2 separate regions of the Homo sapiens genome follow, and region 2 is linked to region 1. The links are chromatin loops, found by intact Hi-C in ENCODE. Cell type or tissue: Caco-2. All regions are shown on one strand. Each heading gives the region's core, and the rest is flanking DNA. Links, peaks and the distances in the headings are about the cores only.

What was found. Hi-C counts contacts between places; a loop is a spot of excess contacts. Peaks named below come from ENCODE experiments on the same cell type or tissue, not always from the same donor. Only the 100,000 strongest peaks of a DNase experiment are listed, where the experiment ranks them.
Region 2: it touches region 1 in a loop (7-fold over the local background); 4 of 110 quality-filtered maps call a loop at or near these places.

What each region holds. Positions count from the first base shown.
Region 1 is chr7:11,333,160-11,349,985 of GRCh38, reverse strand. LOC124901590 (a long non-coding RNA gene) reads left to right here and starts at 8,544. Exons shown (of 3, transcript XR_007060212.1): 1 at 8,544-8,638; 2 at 9,587-9,720; 3 at 9,805-15,213. In Caco-2, for the core only: a CTCF peak has its summit at 5,957 (motif pointing right); no DNase peak of the experiment used is centred there.
Region 2 is chr7:11,234,118-11,250,943 of GRCh38, reverse strand. No RefSeq gene overlaps it. Among named protein-coding and RNA genes, the nearest start is that of PHF14, 270 kb to the right of the region's middle. In Caco-2, for the core only: no CTCF peak of the experiment used is centred there; no DNase peak of the experiment used is centred there.

The sequences.
Region 1 (16,826 bases), core at 4,250-12,249:
CAGTGACAAAAACCACACGATTATCTCAATAGATGCAGAAAAGGCCTTTGACAAAATTCAACACCCTTTCATGCTAAAAACTCTCAATAAACTAGGTATTGATGTAACGTATCTCAAAATATTAAGAGCTATTTATGACAAACCCACAGCCAATATCATACGAAATGGGCAATAACTGGAAGCATTCCCTTTGAAAACCGGCACAAGGATGCCCTCTCTCACCACTCCTATTCAACATAATATTGGAAGTTCTGGCCATGGCAATCAGGCAAGAGTAAGAAATGAAGGGTATTCAAATAGGAAGAGAGGAAGTCAAATTGTCTCTTTTTGCAGATGACATGAATTGTATATTTAGAAAACCCCATCGTCTCAGCCCAAAATCTCCTTAAGCTGATAAGCAACTTCAGCAACGTCTCAGGATACAAAATCAATGTGCAAAAATCATAAGCATTGCTATACACCAATAATAGACAAACAGAGAGCCAAATCATGAGTGAACTCCCATTCACAATTGCTACAAAGAGAATGAAATACCTAGGAATACAACTTACAGGGGATGTGAAGGACTTCTTCAAGGAGAACTACAAACCACTGCTCAAGGAAAAAGAGAGGACACAATCAAATAGAAAAAAATTCCATGCTCATGGATAGAAAGAATCAATGTTGTGAAAATGGCCATACGGCCCAAAGTAATTTATGGATACAATGCTATACCCATCAAGCTACCATTGACTTTCTTCACAGAATTAGAAAAAACTACTTTAAATTTCGTGTGGAACCAAAAAAGAGCCCACGTAGCCAAGACAATCCTAAGCAAAAAGAACAAAGCTGGAGGCATCATGCTACCTGACTTCAAACTATACTACAGGGCTACAGTAACCAAAACAGCACGGCACTGGTACCAAAAGAGATATATAGACCAATGGAACAGAACTAAGGCCACAAAAATAACACCACATGTCTACAACCATCTGATCTTTGACAAACCTGACAAAAACAGCAATAGGGAAAGGATTCCCTATTTAATAAATGGTGTTGGGAAAACTGGCTAGCCATATGCAGAAAGCTGAAACTGGACCCCTTCCTTACACCTTATACAAAAATTAACTCAAGATGGACTAAAGACTTAAACATAGGACCTAAAACCATAAAAACCCTGGAAGAAAACTTAGGCAATACCATTCAGGACATAGGCATGGGCAAAGACTTCATGACTAAAACAGCAAAAGCAATGGCCACAAAAGCTAAAATTGACAAATGGGATCTAATTAAAATGAAGAGCTTCTACACAGCAAAAGAAACTATCATCAGAGTGAATAGGCAACCTATAAAATGGGAAAAAATTTTTGCAATCTATGCATCTGACGAAGAGCTAATATCCAGAATCTATAAAGAACTTAAACAAATTTACAAAAAAAAAAAAAAAACATCCAAAAGTGGGCTAAGGATGTGAACAGACACTTCTCACAAGAAGACATTTATGCAGCCAACAAACATATGAAAAAAAGCTCGTCATCACTGGCCATTAGAGAAATGCAAATCAAAACCACAGTGAGATACCATCTCACACCAGTTAGAATGGCAATCATTAAAGTCAGGAAACAACAGATGCTGGAGAGGATGTGAAGAAATAGGAATGCTTTTACATTGTTGGTGGGACTATAAATTAGTTCAACCATTGTGGAAGACAGGGTGGCGATTCCTCGAGGATCTAGAACCAGAAATCTGACCCAGGAATCCCATTACTGGATATATATGCAAAGGATTATAAATCATTCTACTATAAAGGCACATGCACATGTATGTTTATTGTGGCACTGTTCACAATAGCAAAGACTTGGAACCAACCCAAATGCCCATCAGTGATAGACTGGATAAAGAAAATGTGGCACATATACACCATGGAATACTATATTTTATGCAGCCATAAAAAAGGATGAGCTCATGTCCTTTGCAGGGACATGGATGAAGCTGGAAATCATCATTCTCAGCAAACTAACACAAGAACAGAAAACCAAATGCCACATGTTCTCACTCATAAGTGGGAGTTGAACAATGAGAACACATGGACACAGGGAGGGAAACATCACACACTGGGGCCTGTCAGGGGTGGGGGTGCTGAGGAGGGATAGGATTAGTAGAAATACCTAATGTAGATAACCGGTTGATGGGTGCAGCAAACCACCATGACACAAGTATACCTATGTAACAAACCTGCACGTTCTGCACATGTACCCTAAAACTTAAAGTATAATAAAAAAAGATTATTTCAAATAAACAAAAACTGAACCTCAGCAAGTAATTAAGATGTCATAAATCTACATAAAACAATGTAGTGAAGGAGAGTGTTGTCTTTAATAAACTAGATACTCATATGCTTGACTAAGGTGCTCTGGATTTTGAAAAAAAAACTAAGATAAATTCTCACTGTTTTAGTTGTCTAACACTACTATAACAAATTATCTTATTTTAATAATAAATTTTAATGATTTATTTTTAAAATTATTTAAGCCACAAATTTAGTGGCTTAAAACAACACAAACACTGGAGAACAAAAGTCTAAAATTAAGGGAACATCAGGGCTGGACTCCTTCTGGAAGTTCATGGGGAGAATTTTTTTCTTTGCCTTTTTCACCTTCTAGAGGCTTCCTGCATTCCCTCCTTGGCCCCTTCATTTCATCACTTTAGCTTCTTGCTTCCCTTGTCACATTTCCTACTATTATCTCTGATCTTCCTTCCTCCTTTGTGATTGCTTTGGGCCAACTCTGAAAATTCAGAACAACTTCCCCATCTTAAGATCCTTCACTTAATCACACTTGCAAAGTCCCTTTTACCATGTAAGATAGTATCTTTGGTGATTCTAGGGATCTTTTTTGGGGAGGGACATACTCAGCCTATCACATCCATTTATATTTATGCTCTTACTAAGTAGCTACACAGATGTTGCCAATATACATACAAATTCCAAATTGGAAAACTCTGCAGTAATTGTTTATTTTAAAGGCTTACACAATTTTTTTATTTTATATCTTGAATTATTTTTAAAAATAACCTCAGATTAGAAACTGGTTAACCTCTAAGTCTTTTCATGTATAGACATAGAAGAATAGTTGTAAATATGATTATGATCACTTTTTGAAAATGTAATCATTCCTAATCATGCCTTTATAGAAACACTTAGTCCAGAGATTCTATAGTCTCTCCAGTGAACCTTTGCAACTGTTCTTTTCCTAGAAGGAAAGGGAATGGGTAGTGCGGGAAAGGAACGGAGAGGAATAGGAGGGGAGGGGAGGTGAAGAAGAGAAGAGAGGAGGGAAATGAGAAAAGAAAGAGAAGAAAAGACAAACTGCAGTTTAGGAGAAGCAAAACACTAAAGTCTAAGTGAGAGTTCTCCTTGTGTCACTCATTAGTCATATGACTAAACAAGTCACCTTATCTATCCTCCTATATAAAACTGGGCCGATTACTTTCTGCCTTGCCTTTCTTACCAGCTGGGGCAAGGATCAAATGAGATACATACAAACTCAGGCTATTATCATCATCCTGCAGGGTGAGGCATTTAAACTGCTCATGTCCTACTTGTCATTAAGATCACAAGGAGAAACACTTCCAGTCTGAGCTATTTACCTCGAATACAGAGCAGGGTACAGTGAATCCAAAATTTCTTGTCTTCACATAAAGCCTTCCAAGGGGAAAAAGAAGGATCATTTTAAAAGTAAAAAGTGTTCTTTAAGAAACAAAGATGTCTGTGCCATGTACAGACTTAATGATGACTTATCTAGTGAGTATAGCTCAGTGAATTTGTGAGCAAAATTGGCCTACTCCAGCTTTATTTCTTCCACTTTCAAAAAGTTCTGTCAAGTTTTCAAAGAACAATGGAAAACCACCAAAAAGAATATATATTTCAGGCTGGGATGGCCTGAACTGTATAATTTGAGCTCCATCCTGTTTCCTGGGATAAAACCACTGCATTGTAAAATATGCTTATTCATATGATAGAGTCAATTGGCTTAAACAATTTTAAGCTTCTCTTAGTTGCCTGAGTTTCCAAAAATTATGTTTTTGCACATAAAACATCAAGAACTTCTTTAGCAAACCGCAACATTATAATTGGCAATACCACACCTCAAATATTTTGCGTGGACATATTCCAAATTCCAGGCCTTTAAGAGCTAGATGATTCAGTATTTCCAGATCTTCTCAAGGCAAGGCTGGCAATCAACTGTAAGAATCAACAGTAGCTTTGTCTAGCTTAAAGAAAACCTGCTTCAACTTCTATTTAATATTACTGAGAGCCATCACATTTCTCTTTGACAAGACTGTTTGCACAAAGGTTTCTCCAGAGAGAAAGCCATGAGATTAATTTACCTCCACCATGGTGATTGACTCCAAAGCAGCTGATGGGCAACTGAAGTGTCTCCAATCTCCCTCACAAATTACTCTAAATGGTTTTGAGGATAAACTTGCCAAGCCTGTTTTGCCTAGCAGCTCTGACAGAAAAATGGGCAATTGACTTAAATAAAAAACAAGAGGATCCATTTGGGCTCTTCATAATAAAACTGCCAAGGGGCCTTTGTTAGTTGATGTTTGAGAAGCCACAGATATATCACGTACATCTAGAAATTAAGGAGCCTGTTCTACACACACTTCTTAGGGAATTCGTGATCCAACAACATAAAGCTGAGCTTGTCTAACAGGTAAATGCAGAGTAAGGCTAGCAGGAGATTTCATAAAATGTGAAGAAAAACATTCATCACATAATGTTGTGAATTCTGTTTCTGTCCATTGTTCTTAATGCTGATGAATCCCAAAGGAGAGTAATGTATTTCTCTGCTCCACTTTTTCGGAGAGGTGAATTGTGTCTCCACAGCCTTAAATTTCAAGAGAACCTGACATTAGAAAATAATCAAACTCTCAACAAAATACACATCACTTCAAGGTGGCATTATTTATAAGAGAAAAACATTTGGAAATAGCCTCTACTTTTAGTAATTAGAATTGGTTAAATAAATCTCATATAAAACTATGAAAACTATTTTATAGTCATTAAAAATTTAGTTCTTGAATCACGTGGAAAAAATGTTTATCTTGAAATATCAGTTTTAAAAAGAACCAAACTGATTAAAATTTTGTCAAAGAAAAATTGTAAATATATTACATCTATGAAGAGGTTAAAGTCTGAAGAAGGAAAATATATAAAACTAATAAAAAAGGGTTTTTCTGGAGAACAAATTATAGGTGTCTTGTTTATTCTTTAATTATTTCTGAATTTTTCCAAGTTATCTGTAATGAACTTGTGCTACTTTTATAATCAAGAATTATATTTTAAAATCACAGAATTCAATCAGGACGAATTTCTTCCAAAAAAAATCACTAATTGATGATCAAAGAAAGCCAAATAATATGCCCTTGTATAATTACATACATTCATCTATGCAAAAAAATGAGTGAATTACATAAATAAAACCATCTGATACTATATTATACCATAGGAATAGCTACGTGTTCCTTTAGTCTTTGCAAGAGCATCTGTCACAGTGAAAATACTCCACGTGATACAGTTAATGAGAAGGTTGACGACGTATTTTTGAAAAAAGTTTTTTCTAGGACAAAATGGCTCTGTGATTTTTAATCCTTCCCAGGAAAGACACCTGCACTTAATTTCACCCTTTCTTCTAAAACCATTTATTCCATTAGTTTCACCATCTCACTTTTCACAGCAAATATTACAACTCTTCAGAAGCTCTGCAGAACTTAATAAAACAGCAAACATAGTTATATATCCAGCAGTCATTTTAGACAATTAAACGCAGTTTTCAGTTTCTCTACACGAATTTGATAAGTTGGAGCCCAGACATTGCTTTGAACTGTGATGAAAGGAGGAATTTCTGTTTCAAGCGACACCGTGCCCAATTTAAATTTTGGGAACGATCACCATAAAAAGTTGTCTTGACCAATTTATTCCACTAGATGGCAGTCTTGGGATGCTACATGTAACGAAATTGTGTAATTTCTGAACATTAACCAAAAGACTAGGAAAAAGCAAGGCCATGGGAAGGTAAAATGAGGTTTAAAACGCTACAATAAGGAAATATAAACAAGCAACGGGGAAAGATTTAGGAATCACAGCTGAGACTGATAAGGGGAAACAAAAAATGACTAGACTCTCCTATCTTTATTAAGCATGCATTTTCAGATGTATAGCTCACTCCCTTTCTTGCTTTGCTTTCATTAATCAAGCCCTCATGGAGCCAGTCCCCACCAGTGAGTGGACCAGATTCAGTGTGGCCTTGTGATGATCAACTCTGGCTTATGGCTCACATGCATGGCAAGCAAAAGTGGGGATCTAAAAATGCACAGAACTGCTTTGCTGCCCTCTGAAATGGAAGGGGAAGGGAAGATAAACAGACACCAGTTAGCAATGCAAGATGGAAGATGGATCATGTTCCTATACCTCCCAAGATACCACTTTATGCTAACTGAATGATTCATCTTTTTATGCTAAAGAAAACTACTTTGAATTAAAATTAGGCCATTTCAGAATCCCAGCAGTTTGAGATCACATCACTGATTCTTTCTGACTGAAGTAAAAGCTGGAAGTGTAGCCTTACAAAGACTTGAAACTGAAAAACACTTTTTGCCCAGAATAGAGAGGACATGTAACAGTACCTCATGCCTCTCATCAGGCTGTAGCATTGCAGGTAACTGCTTAATGTGGCTTTCTATGCTTTTCCTCTTTGGACCCTTACTTTTTCCAGTACTGGTTATGAAATGGAATTCAGGCTTCAGTTATTTCAGGAATGCCACAGATGAACTCAGCAGCACTAAACCACCTGAGAACCCAAGGACAAAGAACTATCGCTGAGTCTCTCATAATTGGTCCTTATCCTTCCACTAAAGTCATCACTATTTGAGACTGAATTGCTAGTACAAAGACTGAGTAGAAATCACCTAATGGCATTCATTTACTGGGTCAAGAAGGCTGTTTATTTTATTCTTAGAAAACACTGTTAATTCTTTAGTCTCCCCTTTCAAGAATTCATCTAGCACAATATTTGTCTGTAATTCTTATTAGTAAACCAGGGCAACTCCACAGATGTAGGAGAATGGTGTCAGGTGACTGCCTCATTATGAATGTCAGACTGAAGTTTAGGATATGAATTTCTAATTTTAAAAAATAGTCAATCAGGATGATAAAAATTTAGATAATCCTCAAATGCCAAAATGCTAAAAAAAAAAAAAAAAAGAAAGAAAAGAAAAAAGAAGCCATTGAATAGCACATCATTAGGAATAATGTGGAATAGAATACAAGCATCATCACGTACGCTATTACAAAAACTTAGTGACTATATATTTTTACCTAATCAAATATTGTTATTCGTTTCAACAGAAAGTAAATACTTTCTTTATCATCCAAATTGTCCATCTATATTGCACTAAATGTGTACCTGAAAATTTCCTGTTCAAGAATCTGTATGTATTATGTTTTGAAATTCAGTGTACAATAAATCCACTGTAAATCTATAAAATAAATACGTACTTGAACAGAGATGCTCATACAAGCATACATTGGGATAATATGAATGGAATGAATGAAAATATTGAATTAAGAAGTTTGATATGGAAAATATAAGACAATGGATATATTTTTCCTGGGGACTTGGTAGGTCTTCTTAAAAGGCATAAAGGAAAATATTAATAATTTTGGCAATATTAAAATTTATAACTTTGTTGCAAAAGGCATAACAAAATTAAAATATAAGAGATTGAGTGAAGTTATTTCCATTGTGCCTCCAAGACAAAGGATTAGAACCCAGAATATATATAAAGAATACAAATTACCCAACAAAAACAAATTGGCAAATATACCCAGCAAATCTCAGGTTAGGACAAAGTATATAAATATGATCCCAACTCTTCTGTGAGCCAAGGGAAAGGCTAAAGTAAAAAAAGGACAGTTGAAAGCAGAGGTGGAAATGGAGGGAAGACAGAAGATAATTTCATTGCCTTTGCATCTCCTCAGCTGTTGGCTACAATTTTTTTAAACTTTTACTTGCCTACCATTTATTTCAACTTTTGTACATGAATTAACTATGTTTTTTTAAAAAAAAAAAGTCCAGATTTCCCTAGTTTATTGTATCAAGAAAGCCTTAAACTCTATTCACAATAACTCAAAGACACCAATGCCAGGTAGAAGAGGAGGTGGTTGAAGAAAAAGAACAGACACTCTATTGCATACAAAGATGTAACGAACATTTTTAAAAGAACAATGGTCAAGTCTAGCCTTTAGGTGTAGATTTGATTCTGCATCAAGATGATGAATGAAATCCTGTGTATGGATGGCACTCAAATTTCAGATATGGTTCTGAGATTCTGACAAAGTGGACCACTTTAAACCAGGTCTTGTCTAGGAAAATCATAAGCAACTCAGCCCAGGCTTTACAAGTTGGCAATACAGATTTCCACAAGAGAGCAGCACGTCCTCAGTTTTGAAAAGTACGTTGGTGTGTTTTGCTTCCGTTCTCCACTCCAGATTTTTTTTTCCTTTCATACCAATGGCTGCTAAACACAAACATGTTTGGCTTCATCTGGGAACACTGATGTGAACAGAATACATTCCTCCTCTATGCAGGCACAGGTGAGATTCTACTGCACACATGCTTATCATTTGCAAGAACACAGACCTGACCCAGCATAAAGAATGTGTTAAATGACAATGGGGACAGTGGAGAGCTGTTCGAGATTATGTAATCTCATTCTACACAAGCTGATAGAATTTTTCTCTTTATTAAGCATTGTTTACCCTCAGAAAATTTATCTTCCTCTCTTGGGTGAGTATATATTCACCAAAAACTTACAGCAACATGTACTGCTTATGTAAACATACGATGGATAGAGGTACTGTTTTCAACTTAAAAATATATATATTTATACAATTTAGAACCTTGTTTCCAAGGCAATTAAATTACAATGTTTTCATCTTGACTGAGTACCAAAAAGGTGCCAGGTTCTATAGTTCATATGGAAATAAAGTTAGGAGGGTATTAATAATATAAGAATTCAGTTTTTATTGTCTTTAATTTTAACACACAAAAAGAAAAATTGAATTTTGCAGTAAATATATTTTCCAAATTGGTAAAAGTTATTTTAATCTCAAATCTTACTGTCTGCATAGACTACTTAAGCATTTTGTAATTTAAGTAATTTTGATTTAATGAAACATCAAAGAACCTAAAAGTAAAATCCTCTGTTTTTTACCCTTATTATCTATAAAACAGATTTGTTTTGTTGGGTTTTGTTTTTGTTTTAAATTCCCTGAAGCTTGGGTTGTTTTCCAGGGTGAATTATTTACTAATACCTATTACCCTCAAAAAAGGAGATTTCCCATCAAACTACTGGCATCCACTAAGTAATAATAACCTAAGAAATCAGCTGTGCAAAAAAAGCTACCTAAAGGGGCCAGGAATGAATTACTTGTTTCATAGATAATTCTGTCTCTGCACAAAAGAAACAGGGGAGGGCTGCATTGTTCTTTTGATAACAAATAATAGAGACCTTCTCTTATTTTCTCCTTTGCCTGCTCCAGGAATGAAGATGGAAATTTAACGCAAAGCATCCTGGTCCTTGCTCATTATGATTCTGTAAAGTCCTGCCATTTAGGAAATGTGTCTCAATTTCTGTGGAGATGAAGCAGGAAGGTCAGACTGAGCTTTAATCAAGGTATCTCCCTGCTGGGGTAGGAAGGCTTCCCTCCCCTCATATATGTGGCTTTAATTTGACCGCTTTTTTTTTTTTTTTTTTAAGTGCCTGAAGCCATGTCAGGGTCTGGCCATGGCTGCTATTCACTTAATCCCTGAAGCCCAGTGAGTATACTGATATTGTCATTGACAATTTACTCTTGCGGTATTTTTCTGCTAAACTGAGAGGGATTTTGTCACTGGTGCACTATCAAAAATACATGAAGGACTTGCCCCTTATTAAGAGATGCCATGTCAGTTGAGGTCACATTTATAATGAAACCCCAGCAATGAGGAGTCTCCATCCCTCACAGGAAACAAGGAAAAAAGCAGAACTCTTAAATTGCTCTATGCTGCAAGGAGGATTAGCCTCCTCCTGGGGAAAATGTAGTGGGCTGTCATGCCATTTTGTTCAAAGGATTTCCCCTTCTTCTCGCTGCCTTGAACTCCTTGTCATCGTCTCTCCCCTCACCCTGCCCCACCAGCATCCCCAATGCACGGGCACGGCCCCCAACCCCTTTGGCAATCTTCTTCATCCCTTTTATTTCATAAGAATTTCTTTTCTTTTTCCAGTGTCCTAGATGCTATAATTCATTCTGCATTAGGTGGGGATTACTGATTGACTCCCGAGAAGTCTGGAAAGTTAGACATTGATAAATCAGGTAGTTCTTGGGTTAAGAAGGGTGTCATACATGCTGCCAGACTTGATACTAGGTATGCCAGCTAAATTTTCCTCTTCAATTTGAAAGTCTCTCAAATCCCACTGAAGTGGTAGACTATATGCATTAAAAACAAAACTTGATTGCTGTTCATCAAGTTTGAAAGAATATAGGTTTCCACCCTTGGGCATTAGACATATGAAATGGTTATGAGTGGGGCAGCCAACCCTAGACAAAACCATAGGAATGGGAATCCTGTCACTGCCCCCTCCGCCACAATTACCCTTGTCAGCCCCCTCTCCCGAGGCACCTTTTCTTCCCCATTCTTCCTCTGGCTGGCTATCTGTTGCCAGTTAAGGGATTATTAACGTTATTTTAAATTGGAAACATTTTCAGACAGGTTTGCAACTGAAAAGTGAGAATCAAGAAAGTTCTTCCATATGGCCTTTGGAAGTCTGCTTACCTGAGTTCTAAATAAAATCTCCAAAACAACTTCAAGGATGTTGTTTGTAATTAGGGACTTTCAAGGAGGTTAGGAGCTTCTCCATGTTGTCCTCTTTCTTTACTTTAACAGACTGTTCCTAATGAAATACCTGTCCTTTTGCTAAAATACCTTGAACTAAGATATTAATATTAAGAGATTAAGTAACAGTGCTTCAAGAAATAGAAAAAACCATTCTGTTAATGCCACAAATATTCCCCTCCCAACTTTTTGGTTGTCAAAATCACCTGCTCTTACTAGATAACACCTAGACTTTTCTAAACCATTTACAAGACACATTAACAAAGTGTCTTGGAAGCTGTGTCTCACCTCCCAGTTGTCAGCCCGGAGACTGCCCAATATCCAATGTCAAGGGATGCAAAGTTTGATTCTTATCTACAAGTCTTGGCCTTCCTAACCTGATAACAGCCATGTTCTCTCTCAATATTTATATTCTTACATTTGCTAAGGCTCTTAATTGAGAGCAACAAAATCAGGCTTAACAGAAGAAAATAAAATTTTTGTTAAGATGTGAAAGTGTCTTGCAGAAACTAAGGAAGACTTGACCAGCAGACCAAGGTAAGGGCAGAAACTCAGACGGTAGATGGGCCTCAAGAATGGCATTAGGATCATGGTAGGTCTCGCACCCCCGTCTCTGCTGTATATGTTCTTCAATCATATTCATTCTCTCTCTCTCCCTCTCTCCTCCCCACCCCTCTCCCCCCGCCCCTGCTTCTCTCTCAACTGGCATTGTTTTCTCTATTCCTTATGGCAGAAAAATACGATAACTAAGCGGTCTAAATTTTATACAGTATAGGTCTGTCATCTTGACAAAGACAGAATCATCCTCAGAACAAGTTTTAAAATGCAGACAAATGCTTTGGCCTATACAAATATCTTAATTTGGGGATATAAATTGTGTTCAGAAGATGTACTCAGATGTTAGTGCACCCTGGAACATGGTGGCCAAAAAAGGTCAAGAAACGGAATGAGTACTTGTGATCAGCTGAATAATAATCACCAAAAATGTTGTTACCTTATTTGGCAAAAGTAACTTTGCAGGTGTGATTAGGTTAAGGCTCTTGAGGTGGGAAGATTATCCTGGATTATCCACTGTGCCCTAAAGGTAATCACAAGTGTCCTTATAAGAGACAGGCAGAGTGAGATTCAGTTTTAGCAGAGATGAAAGCAGAAATTGGAAGGACGTTCTTTGAAGGTGGAGGAAGAAACAACAAGCCAAGCAATACTGGAGTCTAAAACATGCAAGGAAACATATATTCCTGGAGTGTGCACAGACCTACTGATACCTTGATTTCAGCTTAGCGAAAGCCATTTCTTTTTTGTTTGTTTTTTGTGAGGCTTTGTTGTTGTTGATTTTTTCATGTGAAAGCCATTTCTGACTCCTGTTCTACATTACTGTAAAAGAATAAATGTGTGTTTTAGGCTATCAAGTTTGTGGTATTTTATTAGAGCAGACATAGGAACCTAATTTAGTAATTCTTTAAAATACAAGAATGGGGCCGGGAGTGGTGGCTCACACCTGTAATCCCAGCACTTTGGGAGGCCAAGGTGGGCGGATCGCCTGAGGTCAGGAGTTCAAGACCAGCCTGGCCAACATGGTGAAACCCCATCTCTACTAAAAATATAAAAATTAGCTGGGTGTGGTGGTGGGTTCCTGTAATCCCAGCTACTTGGGAGGCTGAGACAGGAGAATTGTTTGAACCCAGGAGGCAGAGATTGCTGTGAGCCGAGATTGTTCCACTGCACTCCAGCCTGGGCGACAGAGTGAGATTCCATTTCAAAAATAATAATAATAAAATAAATAAAATAAAATAAAATACAAGAAGGGGTAGCAATGCCAGGAAGGGAATTCTTAGTAAGACTCTGAGACCTCAATACAAAAGACTATAAATGGTCACTTGGAAGGAAGTTCAAAGAAAAACCAAGTATCGGGGGGAAGACCTAAATAGAGGAAAGAAAGATAAATATAAAGGCTAGAAAGGACACTAAACTGGAAATTAAGGTTCTGTTCCCAGCTCCCTGACTCAGATTATAGTGTAGAATAGGCCCTCTACCTTCTTAGCCTTTGTCTATGCACCTTGACATGAGGGTTTAAGTAACATAATCCCAACGGTCCCTGCCGCTTTAAGATTTCACGATGCTAAACCTCTGTCTAGATTTTGGCCTAGATTTTGCAGTGTTAGCACCTGGGGGCTCTTGAAGTTTACATTTCTGGTTTTGACATGGTAGATATATTGACACAAAATCCAATACAACTAGAATGGAAAACCCCCAGATGGGCATGTACAAAATCTCTGAGATTATTTAATAAGAAGGAGAACAAGGGAAACTAAAGGCAAGACCCTTGAGTCAGCTCTGGAAAAAATTTTCGCAGTGGACTAACAACTGCTTGTAAAAGCATATGTGAATATTCCTCAAGGAAATCTGGAGACAGCTCTGCAGAGCTGAAAGTAAAACACAAATCTATCAGCACCACTGGAGGGAAAAACACATTCCCTGGTGATGACAGAATTTGTTGGTATAGAACAAATAGCACTTTAAAATAATAAGGTAATGTTTATGTTTGGGGAAATAATTTAAAGATAAACAAATGTGCCTACAATTGGTACATCAGAATTTATTTTGCCCTAAATTCCTCGTCTGTGTTCCTTTTGTTGGCTAAAATCATAGCAATTCTAACAAAAGTTACTAGATATTTGAATCCTTGTAAGTATGGCCATAAATTGTGTTTTAAAAATCTTCAAATCGTTTGCATAGTTCTGTCATCATATGGAAATGCAAAGATGTTTGTTCTGTCTTGAAACCGTAATAAAAAGAAGACAAGCTATGTGTCCGTTCAGTATTGCATTCAGCTGAGTGTAATAGAACTCAAGCTGTAATTGTTTAATGAAAGTGGGTAAACTCTTCTTTGATTAAAATCAGTCCAAATGTAGGCAATCCAGGGTTAGTCCAAGGATTTCACAATGACATAAGTCTCAACTCCTATTCTTCTGCTGTCATCCTCGCAAATGGATTTGCTTTACATTACTGATCCATAGCACAAGATAGCTGCTCCAGCTTCAACTCCCTCTGCATTCCAAGCAGGAAAAAGAGATGAATGCAAAAGGCAAAAGGTTTATTAATCCCTTTCAAGAGCTTTCCTCAGAGCAACATCTACACACATTACATTGCTAGAACTATGTCCCTCTTTACACACCCCCAGTTGCAAAAGAGGCTGGCCAAAGTAATCTAAAAAAAAAAAAAGGTTGAGTACTTGCTTTCTTAAAAACATCAGAATTTGTTTTAGAAACAAAGCACAGGATAATGAATATTAGGCAGACAACTAAAATGTCTGTCAAATTCTTGAAAAATCGTCAACCATTTTATTTGCCTTAATGAAGTGATCATTAGGGCTTCTCTTATAATCTTTTTTTAAAGAAGACTTTTAAAGGAAACTTTAGATTTTAAGATTATTTAACTTTTATTTTAAGTTCAGGGGGACATGTGCAGGATGCGCAGGTTACACACATGAATGTGTGTCATGGGGGGTTGCTATACAGATTATTTCATCACCAAGGTATTAAATCTGGTATCCATTATTTATTTTTCCTGATCCTTTCCCTCCTCCCACTTTCCACTCTCTGGTAGGCCCCAGTGTGTGTTGTTCCACTCTATGTGTCTATGTGTTCTCATCGTTTAGTTCCCACCTGTAAGTGAGAACATGTGATATTTGGTTTTCTGTTTTTGCGTTAGTTTGCTAAGGATAATGGCCTCCAGTTCCATTCATGTCCCTGCAAAGGACATGATCTCATTCTTTTTTATGGCTGCATAGTAGTCCATGGTGTATATGTACCACATTTTCTTTATCCAGTCTATCATTGATGGGCATTTGGATTGATTCCATGTCTTTGCTATTGTGAATAGTGCTGCAATGAACATATGCGTGCATATATCTTTATAACAGAATGATTTGTAATCCTTTAGGTATATATATACCTAGTAATAGGATTGTTTGGTTGAATGTTATTTCTGTCTTGAGGAATCATCACACTGTTTTCCACAATGGTTGAAATAATTTACACTTCTACCAACAGTGTGTAACTGTTCCTTTTTCTCCATAACCTCACCAGCATGTTATTTTTTGACTTTTTTATAATGGCCATTCTCACTGGCGTGAGATGGTATTTCATTGTCGTTTGGATTTGCATTTCTCTAATGATCAATGATGTTGAGCTTTTTTTCATATGCTTGTTGGCCTCATGCATGTCTCCCTTTCACAACTGCCAAAAAAAAAAAAAAATACCTAGGAATATAGATAACATGGTAAATGAAAAGATCTCTACAAGAGGAACTACAAAACACTGCTCAAAAAAAAATCAGAATTGACACAAATAAATGGAAAAACTTTCCTTGCTCATGGATAGGAAGAATCAATATCTTTAAAATGGCCATACTGCCCAAAGCAATTTATACATTCGATGCTATTCCCATTAACCTGCCATTGACATTCTTCACAGAATTAGAAGAAAAAAAAAACCTATTTTAAAATTCATGTAGAACCAAAAAAGAGCCCAAATTGTGAAAGCAATCCTAAGCAAAAAGAACAAAGCTGGAGACGTCGTGCTACCTGACTTCAAGCTATACTACAGGGCTACAGTAACCAAAACAGCATGGACCTAGTACAAGAACAGGCACATAGACCGATGGAACAGAATACAGAACCCAGAAATATGACTATACAACTACAAGTATCGGATCTTCAACAAACCTGACAAAAACAAGCAATGGGGAAAGGATACCCTATTTAATAAATAGTGCTGAGATCACTAACTAGCCATAAGCAGAATATTGAAACTGGACCCCTTCCTTATACCATATACAAAAATTAACTGAAAATGGATTAAATACTTAAATGTAAAACCTAAAACTATAAAAAACCTGGAAGACAACATATGCAATAGCACTCAGGTCATAGGTACGGGCAAATATTTCATAAGGAAGATGCCAAAAGCAATTGCAATAAAAGGAAAAATTGACCAATGCAATCTAATTAAAGAGCTTGTACACGCAAAAGAAACTATCGACGGAGTATAGAGACAACCTACAGAATGGGAGAAAATTTTTGCAAACTATGTATCTGACAGAAGTCTAATATTCAATATCTATAAGGAACTTAAGCAAATTTATAAGAAAAAACAAACAACCACATTAAAAAGCAGACCAAGAACATAAATTCAGATTCTTTTGGTTGCAGCAACTCAACCAACTGACAGACTCCAACAGAAAAGGGGGAGATTCTTGGACATATACCAAAGAATTTTATAAAATGAAGAAAAGTTTGAATAACTACTCTCAGAAAGAAAAGAAAGTAGGGCTGCTCCAGAGACATTGTGGATTTTTTCTCTACCAATCTGTCAATAACAGGTACAGACTACACAGTACATTTTATAAAATAACTCTCTAAAATTGCAAGGTGATAACTGCCAGCTCCTGTCACAGCTGGATTTTTATTAGGTCACTGAATCATCCTATCAGGCCAGCATTTTCTGAATGATGGGGTATATGATTGTTTGCATTACTCCCTTGGGTATGATCCCATTGCCTTGCCACTTTTGCTGTGAAGTGAATTTGGAGGTAATAAGTTTATTCCGACAGTGTATACAACCTTCAGTAAACTCACACATGGTGATACAGAGGAATAAATAGAAGATAAAGAAAATCCAAATCCAGACTATGCATAACTATTCTAATATGGGAAAAAAATTCCGATTTTTTCACTGATGAGAATTACCCAATTTAGTTAATTGAATTACCTGGTACCTAAAAAGCACCCTTGAGGTTTGACGTTAGATTGGTGTTCAGAATTGGGTTCTTTTGCTTGAAAAATCATGCACTTAGCAATGATAGTAGGCAAGTCAGGCCCAGTGAGGAGACATTCATGCAGTTGAG
Region 2 (16,826 bases), core at 4,562-12,561, 99 kb after region 1:
TTAATACCAGAAGGTTTTTCTAATTGTCACCTAACTTAGTCCCTGGACATAACATGTGCTCAATCAATGGCTTTTTAACTGAACTAATTATAACAATTTTCAGCAGATCAAGAGCAGAGATATTGTGGTTCACAAACATTTTACAACACAGGCACAGGGCCTGATAGACACTGACTGATCAATTCTGCGGGGAGAGAGAGAGAAAGAGACCATACATAATATTTTACTCAATAAATGTACAAGAAAATTTGAGCCATTTTATCTTCATGAGAAATTCTTCAGATCAAATAACAGAATCATGATAATAACCATAAAATAATACAATTTTAGGCATTTACAATGCACCATATATTATCATCATCATGTTATATACATTGCTTCTGCGCTGGGCTATACCACATATATTAGTCAGGTTATGTGAGTTAATGCTACAAATACAGCCCTGAAATCTCAGACACTTCAATCAAACAGCAAAGGCTTTTTTCTGCCTCATGTTATATGGCCATTGGTGGCCAGCTGGGGCTGACAGAGCACCATGTCAACCCTTGATTCCACGATTCCCAAGTCAGGAGAAAGGATGTGACAATGACAACTAGTACACTGGTTTGCAAAGGCTTCTGCCTAAAAAAGACACACAGCGTTTCAAAAAGCCCTTCAAACCTCAAAAATCACTCAAAAAATTGAGCATATAATGGAACCTAGGAAGTTCTTTAAATAAAGCTCTTAAAATGACAACAAAGGATTAAAGTAACTGGACTGTCCAATAGCAAATACAATACATTAAAATTGCAATGGTAGCAAAACGTATCACACGTTTTCTATGTACAAGGTATCATTCTGACGTTTAACAGGTACTAGCTCATTTAATCCTCAGGACAGCCTTTTAAGGTAGGTACGAATACTATCTCCATTTGACTGACAAGGTAACTGAGGAACCAAGAGGTTGAATAAATTGCCCAAGGGCACACAGCTGTTAAGTAGTAAACAAGAGACTGGAAATAGACATTCTGGCTACAACGTCTGTACACTGAACCTCTGTCAATCTAAACCATTGCAATACATGTGAAGACTTTGTTGGTTAAATTTCAGTATGAATAAATATACACAATAATCTACAATTACACAATTCCTGTCTAGTTTTAATTTCCAGTTCTTTCAGTAATGTGTGCCTTGAAGAAAATGTTCCTGGCCTATCTGGTCTTTTCTGTTTTGTCTGTTATTCTTGGTAAGTTCCTGTGGGGCAGAGATCACACTAACATCCAGCAACATGACAGCAACATAATTAATGCTTAATAAATATTTGTGGAGCAAATGAATAAAATTCAAGTTTTCCATTTCTTCTGACTTATCAATCTGACTCATAACATCTAAACTAGAAAGTGCTTTTATTACTTTTTTAATGTTAATGCATATTTTAAAAACCTTTGAGTTCCTGGTCTGCAAAATTCAAACATAGTCATTATCAATTGCTAATTTCTGTCAACGTACTCTCAAAATTCTGGCCATGTATGTTGCCCAAGAAATAGCTTGTTGGTATCAATTGCACAAATATTCTTCTGATCTCCCCCATGCTGTTTAACCATTTGGTACTATGTCCTGTAGCCTGCATGAGCACCCTACAGCATCCTGAGCAGAAGGCCCTGAGTGCACAAGAAGAAATTCAGTTGCCTATTATACACAAATTCCCCACCGCCCCTCATGTCTTCCTCACTGTCCAGAATCCAGACTTGGAGATAATAGATAACAGGTCAGAGAAATCTGATACCAAGCGTAAGATTCAAAAAACTCATCATTTTATGTAGAAATCTATACTGAAAATTCTTTTTTCCTTTGATGTATTGATCACTGACTGCAACAAAATAAGCAGAAGTGAGACATAAGGAGATAATAATGGAGAAAAAAAGAGACTGCAAAACAGACTACTATACTAAAGACTGTAGTCCATATTGGAAAAGAGACCGTCTCATGATTGCCCCTCTGGCTGTTACATTAAGTACCTAGTTTCCTATATGAACTTTGCTTTACATACTAATAGGATGTTCTTAAAGATTTGAAATAAGCCACAGGCCTAGGAGAGTATTCCTTGAACTGTACTCCATTGATTTGCTTTTCCTGAAATGCCTGTATATCCTTGATGTTAAATGGGTTCTTTGATCAAATAGACTAGAAAAAAAATGGATCCAGGATAATTACGTCAGTTTCTTTGTTCAGACTGCTCAGCTACTTTTCAATGCACACAATTGTATAAATAGAAACCTCTAAGGTATGTTCATTATATTTTCCCATCTTTGTGCACCACCATGATGAAATAGCCTATGCTTTTGAACATCTATACTTGTATAGAAAATGTATCTTTGTAGAATCATATTTGACAAGTAAAGTCTTTCTTTCAAATCCGTGGCTGATGACTTAAATGTTCCCAAAGCCCTTATAGTTGAGGACCCACGTGTCAAATAAGCATGGCATTTTAACTCAGTCCTAAGCACACACTGTGTACACACACACACACATACACACACACACACACACACACACACACACACACACACAGAGATCAGTAAACTTTACCTTGTTTGGAGAATTAGTCATTCAATATTTTGCAGTTCCTTACTTGGCTGGATCTTTCCGTGGGTTGGGGGTTCACCTTTCACCTAATTAATGCACGAAGAATTACTAACTGGACAATTGGCTCTGTAAGATTCCACAGTGTGCCTAAAACTCATGCTGTCTTTCAGCATCTTTCTTTCCCTTTGATTATTTGAGACAGAGAACTAAATTCAACTTCTATAGTTACCACTTACTTCGTAAGTTGTGCAACTTATTTAACCTTTGTTAGTCCCCATTTCCTTACCTATAAACTGAGTAGTAATATTTCTCTTGCAGAGTACTCCTGAGATTAAATGAGAACATTTGTAATACAGAACTAGTACAACTCATTAACAGGAAGGACTCCACAGACGCTACTTCCCTTTATTCTACCACTTCATCCTCACCTCCCTTCTACCTCACCATCTAATATCTCTAAATATTTTAGTAAAAATAAAATAAAATATTCCAAAGCATACTTTGTATTCTAAATCAATTTCTAAATTGTCTATCTAACTGGTATAGTGAAGCTCTCTTAAGAGGCAGTGAAATTAGAAGGGAAAACCAATGATACAATCATGCTATGGTTGGGTATACTTATCCAGTCATCTCTATTCTAATCCTTCCAGTCATAACAAAAGATGCAACATTTCTACCACTGAAAGTATTGCAGAAAAGCCTATAAAAAGACTTTTAATGTGAAATTTGAAAAGATAACGTTTAATTTTGTTGACTTATGTGTTCATCACTGTCTCAAAGGAAACCTGTAGCTGATTGATTTTGTGTTAGATATTCCTTGTCATAATATTAAAACTTTCTTTCAATTGTAAAATTTGGATTAAATAAACTATTTAAGCTAATGCATGTAATTGTGGGCATGATAAATAAGGAAGATAAAGCTTTATCCTTGTTTTAATTATGGAAAATTAAAGCACAAAAAAAGTTCATGCTTCAGTTTTGAGATCTCATTCAGGCTATGTCCCAATATCTAAAAAAAATCTGAATCAGGATTAAAATTCTGGCCCATCTGCTTCTACTCAACAAATCAGATATTTCTCTAACTCCAACATAGAAAAATAAATCATAGATTTCTTTATAATTTCCCCCTTGCTTTTTGACATATTACAAGTACAACTTCAGAAAACCCTGTTTCATTCTCCATTAGAAAAACAATTTTCTTTTTAAAAAGTATCATTGCTCCCTAAATTATAATTTAAAAAATAATTAATATTCTCCCTTCTTAAGCAGTAAAAAATATGTTGTTTTCAACAAATTTAGGCAATATACAATGCTTTAAAATCTTTAGAATTGGGATTTTTAATGAAAATATGCCTGAGAGAAAAAAATTATTTCCACTTTGGGATTTACCCAGTGTCATAATCTAAATGTTTATTCCAGAGGAAGCTTATAATTCCGCCTATATCAGGTTGTTCTAGTCATCATGTTAATTTTACCACTGACATTGCTCATACTAGGAGTACCCCCTAGGATTTCCACACTGAGTAGGAGCAACCTTCTTTCCTCTTCCTGGTCAGAATCAATCACCCTAGCCAAATATTGTAATCCCTCTCCTCGTTACCCGAGTAGCATGAAATGGGCAGGTGACAGCATCTACTTCTAATTAAATAAATCAATTGGTATCTCTAGAAGCATTGCCCCACTTCAAGCTAAACTCAGAAACCAGTATAAAAGTAAAAATTTTGTGAGTCAGTTAAAATGTGAAAGGAGCTATGTCTTTGATATAGATCCATGAATTTCAGTTATGTAAGAAGCAGCACCATATGTCGGTAGTTGATTCAGAATGTATGTTGTATAGTGTAAGAAAGGATTTGATCCTACATGGCATCCTACTGTTTTGAGTACTCCAGTTGCTTTTGGGTGATAGAGTATGTAATAATACCAGCAAATCTCATGGCAGCATCCCAGCTCCTTAGTTCTTTCACTCTAACCTGAGTTCCTTAGGAAGAAACAATGTTGTGTAGAATGTGATGCTTTAAACGATATTCGGTAATTCCTTAGAAGAGTTCGTGGGGAGGAGGTGGTGTGGTGGGTGTGGTGCTGGCAAGAGCTTGATGCAGGAGAAAAACCCACCTGAACCCGGAGTATATATCTATCCCAATGAGGGCAAACTGGTGCCTTCTCCAAGATGGAAGGCTTCCAATAAAATCAGACTGTTATAAGGTAAATGCCAGGTCCCTCCTTGGTCAGTATCAAATCAGGGACTTAGTGTTGGACCCTCTAATCACAGGAGGACACTAAACGATTTTGGTAGTCAGGTTCCTAGTTACAGTAAGAAAACGTACACGTTGTTGGGCTCATGCCTAGTCCCCAATCCTCACATCATCATCACTTTCTTCGTTAGCCTGTTTAGTCTTTTCAAAAGAGCTTTCAGTATTAGTTATTTTCACTTCCTTGCCTCCAATTTACTCTGATCCAGTCTGGCATTCATACTCACCACTGGTCTTAAAGAGCCCTTTTTAAGGTAATTAAAAACCTCCATTTGGCCAAATCCAATGGTCACGAATCAATCCACATCCTGGTCAACCCTCTTCAACTCCTTCCTTGAAACTTTTCTTATTTTAGCCTCTGGGACCCCTCCTTTCTCCGATTTCTCCCTACTTCACTCCTCCTGTCACCTTTGTTAGATCTTTCTCCTCTTCCAGCTTCTAATCACTGAAGTTCCCTAGGGCTCTGTCCTTAGATATTTCTTCCCTACCTACACTCCCTTTAAAGATGATATCATCCAATCTCTTGCCTTTAAATGTCCTCTATATGCTAGGGATCCTCACCTTTATGTTACCACTCCAGACCTCCTCCCTAGATTCCACTCCCATATAACTACCTACTCAATATCTCCATTTATTTATCTAATAGGACTCTCAAAACTAATTATTTCTTCTTATCCCACAGTCTGCTTCTCATAAAGTACTCCTCATCTCGGTAAACACCCACTTTATCCTTCCCATTGCTCAGACCAAAATCTTTGGAGCTATCCTTGACACCATTCTTTTTCTCATATCCATATCCAATCCATTAGCAAATTTTGTCAGCTCTACCTGCAAAGCATATCCAGAATTCAACCACTTCTTACCACCTTCCCCACAACCACCATAGTCTCATCCATCATTTCTTTTCCTATGGTCTGTTCCCCCACAGCATTCCAAATGACCCTTTTAAGACATAAGTTCTATCATGTTACTCTTCCAACAAAACTTACTTCCCATTTTGCTGAGAATGAAATCCAGTCTTTACCACAGTCTATAAGACCCTATATGACTGGGCATCTGCCTCTTCCACTTGTTCCCCTGATTGCTGTCAAATTTGCTTCCTTGCTGCTTCTTGAACAGAACAAGCATGTTTCTGCCATCTATTCCAAATTGTCTGCAATGCATTTACCCTGTATTGTTGTCAGATTCCCTAAACAATATCTAAAATATCACCTCATTACTTTCCTCATTTAAATTGCTAGACAGATAAGATAGCACAGTTTTTGAGGGGTGACTCAGCTTACTTCATCCCACAGTCCTATGGTCTCTACTGAGCCAGTTACAAGTAAAAGCTGCTTTTCAAAATGGTACAGTTACTTGCCAAAGAGAGAATTATTTTTCTAACATTCAGGGCCTTCTGTTGCAGATTCTCCTCTTGTAGCTTGATTTAGGTTTTGTCAGCCTCCCAATCTGCCACAGATACTTTCATCATCACTAGATGCGCTAGGTCATTAAAGCAGAGTGGCACTGCTGCTTGCCCGGCCAGCTAAAGATCTCCCCTCTCATTCTGGAAACCTTTTGGGTCATGGAACACACACGGATATGAAATATGTCAACTCTAAAACAGACATATACCAAAAAAAAAAAAAAAAACATTCCAAAGGATTGTACCTCTTTCTTGGCGGCAACAGGGTCAATGAATAACTATTTGTTTTTTCATCTGAAGTAGAAATCTTGATATTGCCCAGATACTTCAAAGAGCTGACAGGCCTCCATAGCATCGAGATATTTATCTTCCTCCTCTGGCACAGTCATCTTACAAAGGCTTCCAGGCTCTACTTTTTCACTTCACATTATCAGGATGCGATACATGTGGTGAACCAACATGGCTTTCTGTGAAACAGTGACATGGACAAATTTCCTTCAGACAAAATGACACAGAGTTGGACAACTGATTGGATCCTGAGGCAGAACAGTAAGGGTGTACTATTTTCCCTTCCAGGTAAGAACAAACCACCTTCGCTATTTTTTATTTACAGAATAAAGGATGGAAATATTCACCTGTTTAATTGCTACATAACAGATTCAAAGGGCTGTAATGATTTTCTCTAGTAAGGAGACCTTATCAAGAAAATCAAATATAATTGAATTCGCCACCTGATTAAGCTTATAATAATCCACCATCATTCTCCAAAATACATCTGTCTTCTGCGTTAATCTAACTAGGGATGTGATAAGAATCATTAATCTTCATCTTTCAAGCCTTTCATGGCAGTATTAATATCCACAATTTCTGCAAGGATACAGAGCTGACTTTGACTTACTCTATGGAAGAGAAAGGAAATTCCAAAGGCTTCCATTTTAGCATTCCTACCATAATGGGATTTACACCCAGTGGTCTTCAACCTACAGCAAAATTGCGATGCAATAAAATATCCTTATAGTTCTTTTTTCTTTCCCTTCTGCGCCTTACTCCAAACTTTACAGTCTTAATGCCTGATTTCTAACACCTTTCTATAAGCAAATCCTGAGTTCTATCATTTGCCCTCTGAAACATATTAATGTCCAAATAAAAAAGAAAGATCATAAGCTTCAAATATAACAAACAGAATTTCTAATTGTAAACCTATCGCTTCCTGAATCTTGTGAGACTTTGCCCACATTACTTAATTTCTCTAAGCTTCAGTTTTTTCCTCTATGAAAGGATGATTGATACTTATCTACAGACTTACGAGGTAAAAGTCACTGAACACAGTAGGCACTCATAGTAACCACAGGGTTCTAAAGCACATGGTGTTCTCTTTGCCTAAAATATTTCAATTCTCCAACCCTTCTACTCTTCCTCCAGATTTCCCTGGAAAACATTTTCTGTTCCTTTTCTTTGCTTAGGTCAAATTTCCCTTGTATGTATGTTCCCATAACACCACTTCTCTCCCCTTTCCTTCCAGTGTTTATCTTGGATGTTATTTTATATTAATTTTATATTGATATGACTAATGTCTGTCTTTACCATGGCTCTGTATTCCCCTTGAGGGAAAGCCATGGCTGTTTTTGCTCATCTTGGTATTTCTAGTGCTTAACATAGGGCTTGACCATTGTAGGCACTTAAAATTAGTTGAATAAATGAATACACAAGGCAACAATTAATGAGCACTTCCTATTGGTAATACCACATGTTATGTGCTTTGTGTCCACTACCACATTTAATACCCATTAACTTGATACCCAACAGCCCTCATATTTATTATAAATTTAGGAATGTGTGATTTACAGAACATTAAATTCTGAGGTTTTTCACTGTCTTCCTCTTTGGTTTGGGTATCCCCCTTCCTACAATATCTTATAATATATTCCAAATCTCAGGATCATGTTATAATTTGTCTGTGCATTGAAGACCTCCAACACAACACAGTTGATTCAGAAACTCTGGTCTGCATCAGAAACACCTGAGGGCTGGTTTAACATTTCCCCCATACATAGAGATTTTAATTACGTAGTTCAGGAGTGGGACCCAAGCCTACATGTCAATACACAATACCTCAGGTGACACTGATGCTAATGCAGAACCTGTGGATATATCACTTCAGAATGTGAGATTTTGGAACTCCGAACTAGGGAAAAATACAAGTGGTAGAGTTGAAATATTCAATAGTAAACCACAAAGAACTTCAAAGTTAGGGGAAAGATATTCTCACTCTTGGAAGCTGACCTCTAGCGTTCTGAAGTGAACAAGTGTCCTAGGTGGTCAGAGATTGTTAACTAGTATAACGATAAGCAAAGAAACTATATGCATAACAATAACTAGTATAATGATATGCATCAACACTGAAAGCTTTAAATATATATACTGAAAAGTTGGCCTCACAGACTGAGAAACCTTGATTTGGTTACATGAAAGAAGCACAAGACTTATTTCTGCGAACCGTCTTATTACATTTATGCCTAATTACCATGGGCCGAACAATACTCACGTATACCCCTAAATATGTGTTGGAGTGCTTCTGTTGTCAGCTTTCATGTGATTAGAGCAAAATCTGTGGATCTGTCTTTTTAGTTTACTGTCCTAGAACCACAGTCATTTGATCACAACTTTAAAACAAATAGTAAAAGTATGGTTAATGTAACATATTTAGATTTATTTTGGTGATTGTTTTTGGCATTGTTCCTCTACCCTACTAGAAAGAGACAACTGGCATATATGTTCTAGAAGGCAATTGGGCATCTCTAAGAAAGACAACTGAGATTTTGGAGATGGACACAGAATGATTAGTACTCTTTTAACCACTTCATAGATTGGCTCTAGCAGTGGACAAAGGATCCTTGTATGCTCCACTGAAGCACCCATCTCCAGCACTAGCACACATCCCAGGTACAGGAATGGACTTTCACTCGATGGACTCAATAATATATCTTGCCTTTGTTTTTCATGAAGAATATCGGGGTTTTTTTTTGTTTTGTTTTTGGTTTTGAGATGGAGTCTTGCTCTGTCACCCAGGCTGGAGTGAAGTGGTGCGATCTCCGCTCACTGCAACCTCCACCTCCCGGGTTCAAGTGATTCTCCTGCCTCAGCCTCCCAAGTAGCTGGGACTACAGGCACATGCCACCATGCCCAGCTAATTTTTGTATTTTTAGTAGAGATGAGGTTTCACCATATTGGCCAGGCTTGTCTCAAACTCCTGACTCGTGATCCGCCCACCTCAGCCTCCCAAAGTGCTGGGATTACAGGCGTGAGCCACCGCGCCTGGTCTCATGAAGAATATCAGGTTTTTTGTTTTTTAATGTTTGCCAAGATCTCTACAAAAAACAGGATTTTTCACTTGCACATTCAACTTGTACATCTCCTTTATTTCATTCCCTTGAATCTTCAAGTATTATCATTGAAACAGATACAAAAAAACTTAATGGAGGTAAAAATAAATATATTATCAAATAAAAGAAAATTCCAACCTGATTTTATAGATTTTAAGTTTCGGACAGCTCTTTAGTACAAGATAAATATTATATTGATATATATAATTGTTAAGATAACTCGGATTGACTATAGTTGAGTCATCAGCTCCACACTTTACTGGCTGTGTGATCAGAAGCAGTTTCTTAACTTCTGCAAGACCCAGCACATTCATTAGTAAAAAGGGATAATATCTATTGCATGTTATAAGTTTCATGTAAGCATGTTAAAAGTATTCTGAAGTATACCTGGTATGGGGTAGATATTTAAGAATTATTACTATTTATTATTACTAGTCATCATTGATAATGGGATATATTGAGAAAAATTATGATTGTGAGGATATAAACAGTACCTTAGATTATAGCTACAGTTGTTTATAAACTCCATTTTCAAGTCTAACTTTTAGATTCTGATACTTTCCTTTTTTATTTCAGTTGTTAAATATTTTAAAATTTGAAGTTAATTTACCTGTTGAATAAAATAACAAAGATTCCTTTTGTTCCCAGTTTCTTGTGGCTCATGCTTGTTTTGGTGCTTTTTGGAGGAGGGAAACTATTGTGATGTTGACATGGTAGCAACACTCTCATCTGAGGGTCCATCAGTCATTTTTCCCAATGTGAAAAGCTGAACCTAATCCATACAGCTATCATTTAGCATTCTCACCTATCCAATGAAAAATTAAAGGAGGATGGAAACTTGCTATTTTTCTGTTTCACAAATAAAACCAGGCTAGTAAAACTGTCATCAGATCACTTTTCTCAGAAAAGCATTGCTGTCATCCCAAAAGTCAATTGAATTGTAAGCAGAAAACATTCTCATTGATTTTTGCAGGACAAAGCAGAATAACTGGGGACAAAGCAGGCCAGGAGTTGACAAATTAGGAAGAAAATTGAACTGTAAAATAAGCATCCATGAATTCACATTAGTGCTGCCTTTGCTTTATTGAATAAACACAAATGATTTAGGATTTGATTTTATTGTTAAATATCTAGCTAAAACGTGATTAACACAAAAGTATTTAATTCAGAGTACCTAACTCTTATGATGCTAACTTTGAATTTAGAATTATGGGTAAATGCCCAAGAAAGCTCTCTGTCAGCCACGGTTGCAATATTAGAAGATATTCATGTAGTGGCATTTTTTCCAGTAACTCAATTTGCATTACTTTGGATATAAGTGGGAATCATGATTTGACTCACAATGAAATGAAGGACAGGAATGACAGGGCAAATAACAGCGCTAAGTACAGAAACAATCACATCATATCTCACTAAAACTTTAATTTGGAGCTGGGCGTGGTGGCTCACACCTATAATCTCAGCACTTTAGAAGACCAAAGTGGGTAGATCACCTGAGGTCAGGAGTTCGAGACCAGCCTGGCCAACATGGAGAAACCCCATCTCTACTAAAAATACAAAAATTAGGTGGGTGTGGTGGCGGACACCTATAATCCCAGCTACTTGGGAGGCTGAGGCAGAAGAATTGCCTGAACCCCGGAGCCGGAAGTTGCCGTGAGCCAGGATCACGCCATTGCACTCCAGCCTGAGCAACAAGAATGAATGAAGCTGCATCTCAAAAAAAAAAAAAACAAAAAAAAAACCAACTTGCATTTGGCAAGATAACACTGCAAATAAAGTATTTAAAGAATGAGAAATACATTTATGACTAAGTAAGTAATGACATCATGCATGGGAAGAATGTATTGCATTACCAGTTTCTTCCTTACAGTATCTCTTCACTAGCTTTTATTCATTGGAAAAATGTTTTGGGTGAAATTCCTAATGGAAAGTACTTACATTTATATTGTTCTAAGTAATCTTTTACACTGAGTTAGATAGATTCAGTTTTCAAAAATATCTTATTTGGATAGACATCCTTTTAAAAAAAAAAGTTGTCAGGAATTCTAAGGGCAGCTAGAAGTTAAAAACTGCAATAAATTGTAACTAGAAAATAAAGAGTAAACTTATATGAATAACAAAAGGAGTAATTTTTCTTAAAACATAAGTTTTTCACCAAAATATGTCTGAATTATCAGTAAAGGATGCTAAAAAAAACTAAGTCATAATGCCTAATGATCTTTGTGAGAAATCTCATAGATGTAATCATAAAACATAAAGAGACCTATGGATGGGAAAATTGATGTAAAAGATAAAGAAATTATTGTTATGGTAAAAGGCCATATAATTTAGTAGAGAAGTGAACTGAAACAATATGTAGGGACTCAGCAAAATTGTGATAGCCTTAAAGCATTATTTTAATAAATATCTTAAACAGTAAAAAAAAATTAAATTCTAGGAATAAAAAACAGAAATTCGCTGGGCATGGTGATGTGTGCCTGTAATCACAGCTCTTTGGGAGGCTGAAGCAGGAGGGTCCTGTGATCTCAGCAGTTCAAAGCTGCAGTGAGCTCCAACCTGAGCAACAGAGCAAGACCCTGTCTCAAAAAAAAAAAAAAAAAAAAAAAAAAGGAAAGAAAAGACATCTCCCCTTATTCATGACAATGAAATTGGTAAACAACATAAGATGACTGTGCCATATACTTAGCAGAGCACTATATGAATTAGCAAGCTCAATCAATATTTCAGTACCAAGAAAATTAATATAGAACTACAGGCATAAACCTACACATAAAACACTCTTATCTGGACTAATAAAAATGTTTACTAAAATGAAAATTATTACCTGTAAATATGCCTTTCACTATGTGGGCCTCTGTCATTTGATAACACAGATAAATCAACTATCTAACAAAAGTTTTCTTGTTTTGTGTGTTATTAGAACTATACACAATATAAATTTTCACTTAAAAATAAAAATGTGTTAAGCCATTGGTACCTACCAGTATTTTTTTTTAACTACAAATGTCTATTAATCAACTATTATATGCCAGGGAATTTTCTAGATGCTATAGATACAGCAAAAAACAAAACCCATGAAACAATGTAATTTATATTCTAAGGGGGAGAGAGTCAATAAACATATTTTCAAATATTGACAGATACATGTTTTGAAGAAAAATAAGGCAAGGTAATGGGGAAAAGTCATGGGGTGCTGTTTTCCATTGGGAGACTAGGGAATTCCTCTCTGAAGAGGTGACATTTGAACAGATAACTGAAAGTGAAACTTAGGGAGCAACACCAGGTAGGAGGCTGCAGTCATGGCTCTGGAAGAAATATCTGCTAGTGCATTGGCAGATGCAGTGTGGCAAGACAGACAGGCTGAGTTGGGTTCAGGACAGATTTACATTAGATAGGCGTGGCAGCGCGCACCTGTAGTCCCAGCTACTCTGGAGGCTGAGGCAGGAAAATCGCTTGAATCCCAGGAGGCGGACGTTGCAGTGAGCCGAGACTGTGCCACTGCACTCCAGCCAGGGCAACAGAGCAGGAGTCCATCTCAAAAAAGACAGATTTACAACATGGGAGAAAAGTACTTAAAACTGTCATTCTACTGACAGCATTTACCTCAATTTTCTCCTTGAAAATCTAATGCAAATTTCAAAAGGGGCCGAGGGAAAACTTTTACATGCAAATCATGGAATTTAAAACAAATGAACTATCTTTAACATAGCTGAGAAATCAAATCCCCAAAGGCTCTAAGGAATGCCAAAGGAGACAACTTCATTTTCCTCTCATCTTCAACAGAAGACTAAAATCGGTGAAGTCACGATCAAAATACTTAATAAGAAAAACTGTATAAAAGATGGAGACAATTACAGCCATGTAAACTACTACTATTAGTGGTAATATTAATTGTTCTAGAGAGAGACTATAGCATGCAATTACCTTATAATTTGTGATGCAAACTGTGTACAACAAAAGATAGGGTAATTTGCTTTATGGTGTTAACCACAGCAAACAATCACAGGGTTCTCAGAGTTTATTTGCAATAATTAGACATTTTACTCAGAATGTTGCTTTAAATTCATTAGGCTTAGCTCATAGTTTCCATGAAACATTAAACTCTTGGATGTCAAAAATAAACACCATTTTCTTTACCTTATACTTAATGTAGTCAGTAACTGAGAACCTACACATGCTCACACACAAATGGCTCAGAAATCTTAAAGGATAATGAAAATGTGTTATAAACTTAGTTTATTGTCTTAGCAGGATAGATGGATATATGGAACTCATTTGGTGCCCAGATAGTAATCGTTGTTTTTTTTTTTTTAATTCTCTAATCCGAGACTCTATATATACAAAGCTGAGAGGTAAAAGAGGCAGCCAGCAACAAGATTAAGCTTTGAAAAATTGTGAAGCAAATACTTCAAAGAAACTACATGTTTTCCCTGGAACACTCCACAGTGCTTAGCTGGCAAGTTGTCAGCAAACAAAGAGAAATTCAATGTTATCATTTATGACCAAGCACACACCATGATACAAGAATCAGAGTGAATAAACAAATGATCCTAAAATGCTTATGACAATTTGTAGCAGCACTTTAGGACTGGAGCAGCCTTGCAGCATTCTTCTTTTCTAACAACCGTTTGTTGCCAGCCCCCTGAAATAAGCAATGAGCCTTATTGGTATTACTAAAAGCTGAACAAACGAAAGAAAAATAGGAAACCTCATTAAATGCTGCCAGCAGCTTCAACTCATTATGAACATTCTCATATAGCAACCAATAATCCAATAATGCTATTGTTTCCAATAATACAGCTAAATATATCTCCTTGCAAATAATTATGGCTTGACACTCTATAAATCTGTTGCATAGAGAATTTTTTTAGTTCAAACATCTTAATTTTGTTAATATTTTATAAAATTTGACCATTAAAATAGATTAGTACTATAAGAAACTGTACACAATAGCATAAAGTACCTGAAGTATTCATCTTTTTTTTTTAATCTATAGACTGCCCTTTTATATCTACCCACCTGCCAATGTTGCAACTAAGCTTTGCTTATTGTCCTAACTCACCTGAGTCCCTCAGAAACATATTTTTTCCTATAGATTTGTTTTCTTGGCCTCTTTCTTCTCCTCAACACCCTCTAATACACATTCATGCCATTTTTGAATTTGATGTTTTGTTTGTTAGGTCTGTTGTATCAAACAAGTTTAAACTCTCTGACCCTTTCTACTGTTCTCCCACAGTTCACTGCCCCGATTTTTTTTTCCATTTTTTTTCTCCTTAATTTCTCAAAGAGACACCTCACAGGGAAACTTTAACTTAGTAAAAACTGTCAATGATATTGACTATAAGGAAGAGTAACTATGTATTAGTCTGTTTTCATACTGCTATAAAGAACTTCTTGAGACAGGGTAATTTATAAAGGAAAGAGGTTTAATTGACTAATGGTTCAACATGGCTGGGGAGGCCTCAAGAAACTTACGGCAGAAGGTGAAGAGGAAGCAAGGCACTTTCTTCACAAGGCAGCGGGAAGGAGAAGTGAATGCTGGAGTAACCGCCTAACACTGGTAAAACCATCAGCCCTAGTGAGAGCTCACTCGCTATCACGAGAACAGCATGCGGGAAACTGCCCCTTGATTCAATTACTTCCACCTGGTCTCTCACTTGACAGGTGGGGACTATGGAGATTATGGGGATTACAATTCAATAGAAGATTTTGGGTCGGAGAGCACAGCCAAATCTTATCAACTCGCAATCCATGCAATAGACTGTCAGGATTTCAGTTGAGTTTACAGTGGTAATGGTATGTGCATGTTGGTGTTCATGAATACTACTAGTCAGGAGAGAAGGATATAGAAAGATTCACATGTTAGCTCCATGTATAGTGAGATAACATTGTAAAAAGACACATGTAGCATATGTTGAGGAGGGGATGGGTGGTACTATCAGGAGGAAAATTTTTTATACAAGGAAGAAATGGTAGCTAGCCAGACATGAGCAAGGCAGGAGATTACCCTCCCCACCAGCCCCCCAGTCCCCCTCCTCCAATGCCCGCATTTACCTCATTTACGCACACACCAGGAATGTCAGGCAACCATCAGGTGATGGGTCAGGCAGTTAGTAACTATCTCTCTCAAATAGTAATCGGTCTCAGCCAGCGCCAAGGAAAGTCAGCCTCCCAACAGACAGAAAAAACCTGAAACTGGTGATCAGCACTTCTGGATAAGGTCTCACGAGTTGGGCAAGTGAACTCAAGTATGCACATTAAGAGACAAAATGGTGTAGTTTAACTGGTGTATGACCTTCTAGGAACTATTTGGCTGGTAGGGGAAGAATGCCTCAAGTGAGCATGCATACAACTCCAGTAAACACACTGTGCATGTTCCCTCCCCAGTGCTAGCAGGCCACTGCTCATGCAAACAGCCCACCCTAAGGGAAGAATCAGGGGAGAAGAGATGCAAGACCCTGAAAGCATGCCAACATATGAAACCTCCAAGTCAAAGGTCAAACTATGCACTTGATCTCTCAAGTCGCCTGCTTGGCCCTCTTCCAAGTGTACTTTACTTTCTTTCGTTCCTGCTCTAAAGCTTTTGAATAAATGTTTACTCCTGCTCTAAAACTTGCCTCAGTCTCTCCTTCTGCCTTATGCCCAAGAGTTCAGGTTGCTGCAGACCTGTACAGATTTACCACTGCTAACAGAATGAGTAATATGTTGTCGGAACTTCTGCTCTGTGGTAAAAGCAGATGAATTCAGAAGGAAAAAAACTCATTTTCTCACTGCTGGATTCATGACTGAGATATTTATGAATATAAACCAAAAATAGAATTCTAAGCCCCCCAGCCAACTGAATGAACCCCTCCTTTCTGGCAAGGGAATTCCACAGTAAACCTGAAACCCTAGTTCAGGCCATGATGGAGAAGGGTGGTCAGACATGCCTCATTATACCTTCCTCCCTCCAGAATTCAGCACAGCTGACTAGCATTAACATTAAAACAGAAACCTTCAGACTAACAAAACAGACTCTTTGTAGCAATAGGATACCAACATGATGGATAGCAGGCCCTAAAAGAAATCAAAGTATTTTAACCCAAAATATATTTCTTTTACATGTTTTGAAATGGCCCTGCAAAGCTGTCTCTTGTGGGAAAAATCTACATTCTTTAGAGAATTCCTTCCCTTTCCAGGTCTTTTCCTGATCCAGGAGAGAATTGACTAAGAGTCTGGTGCCTT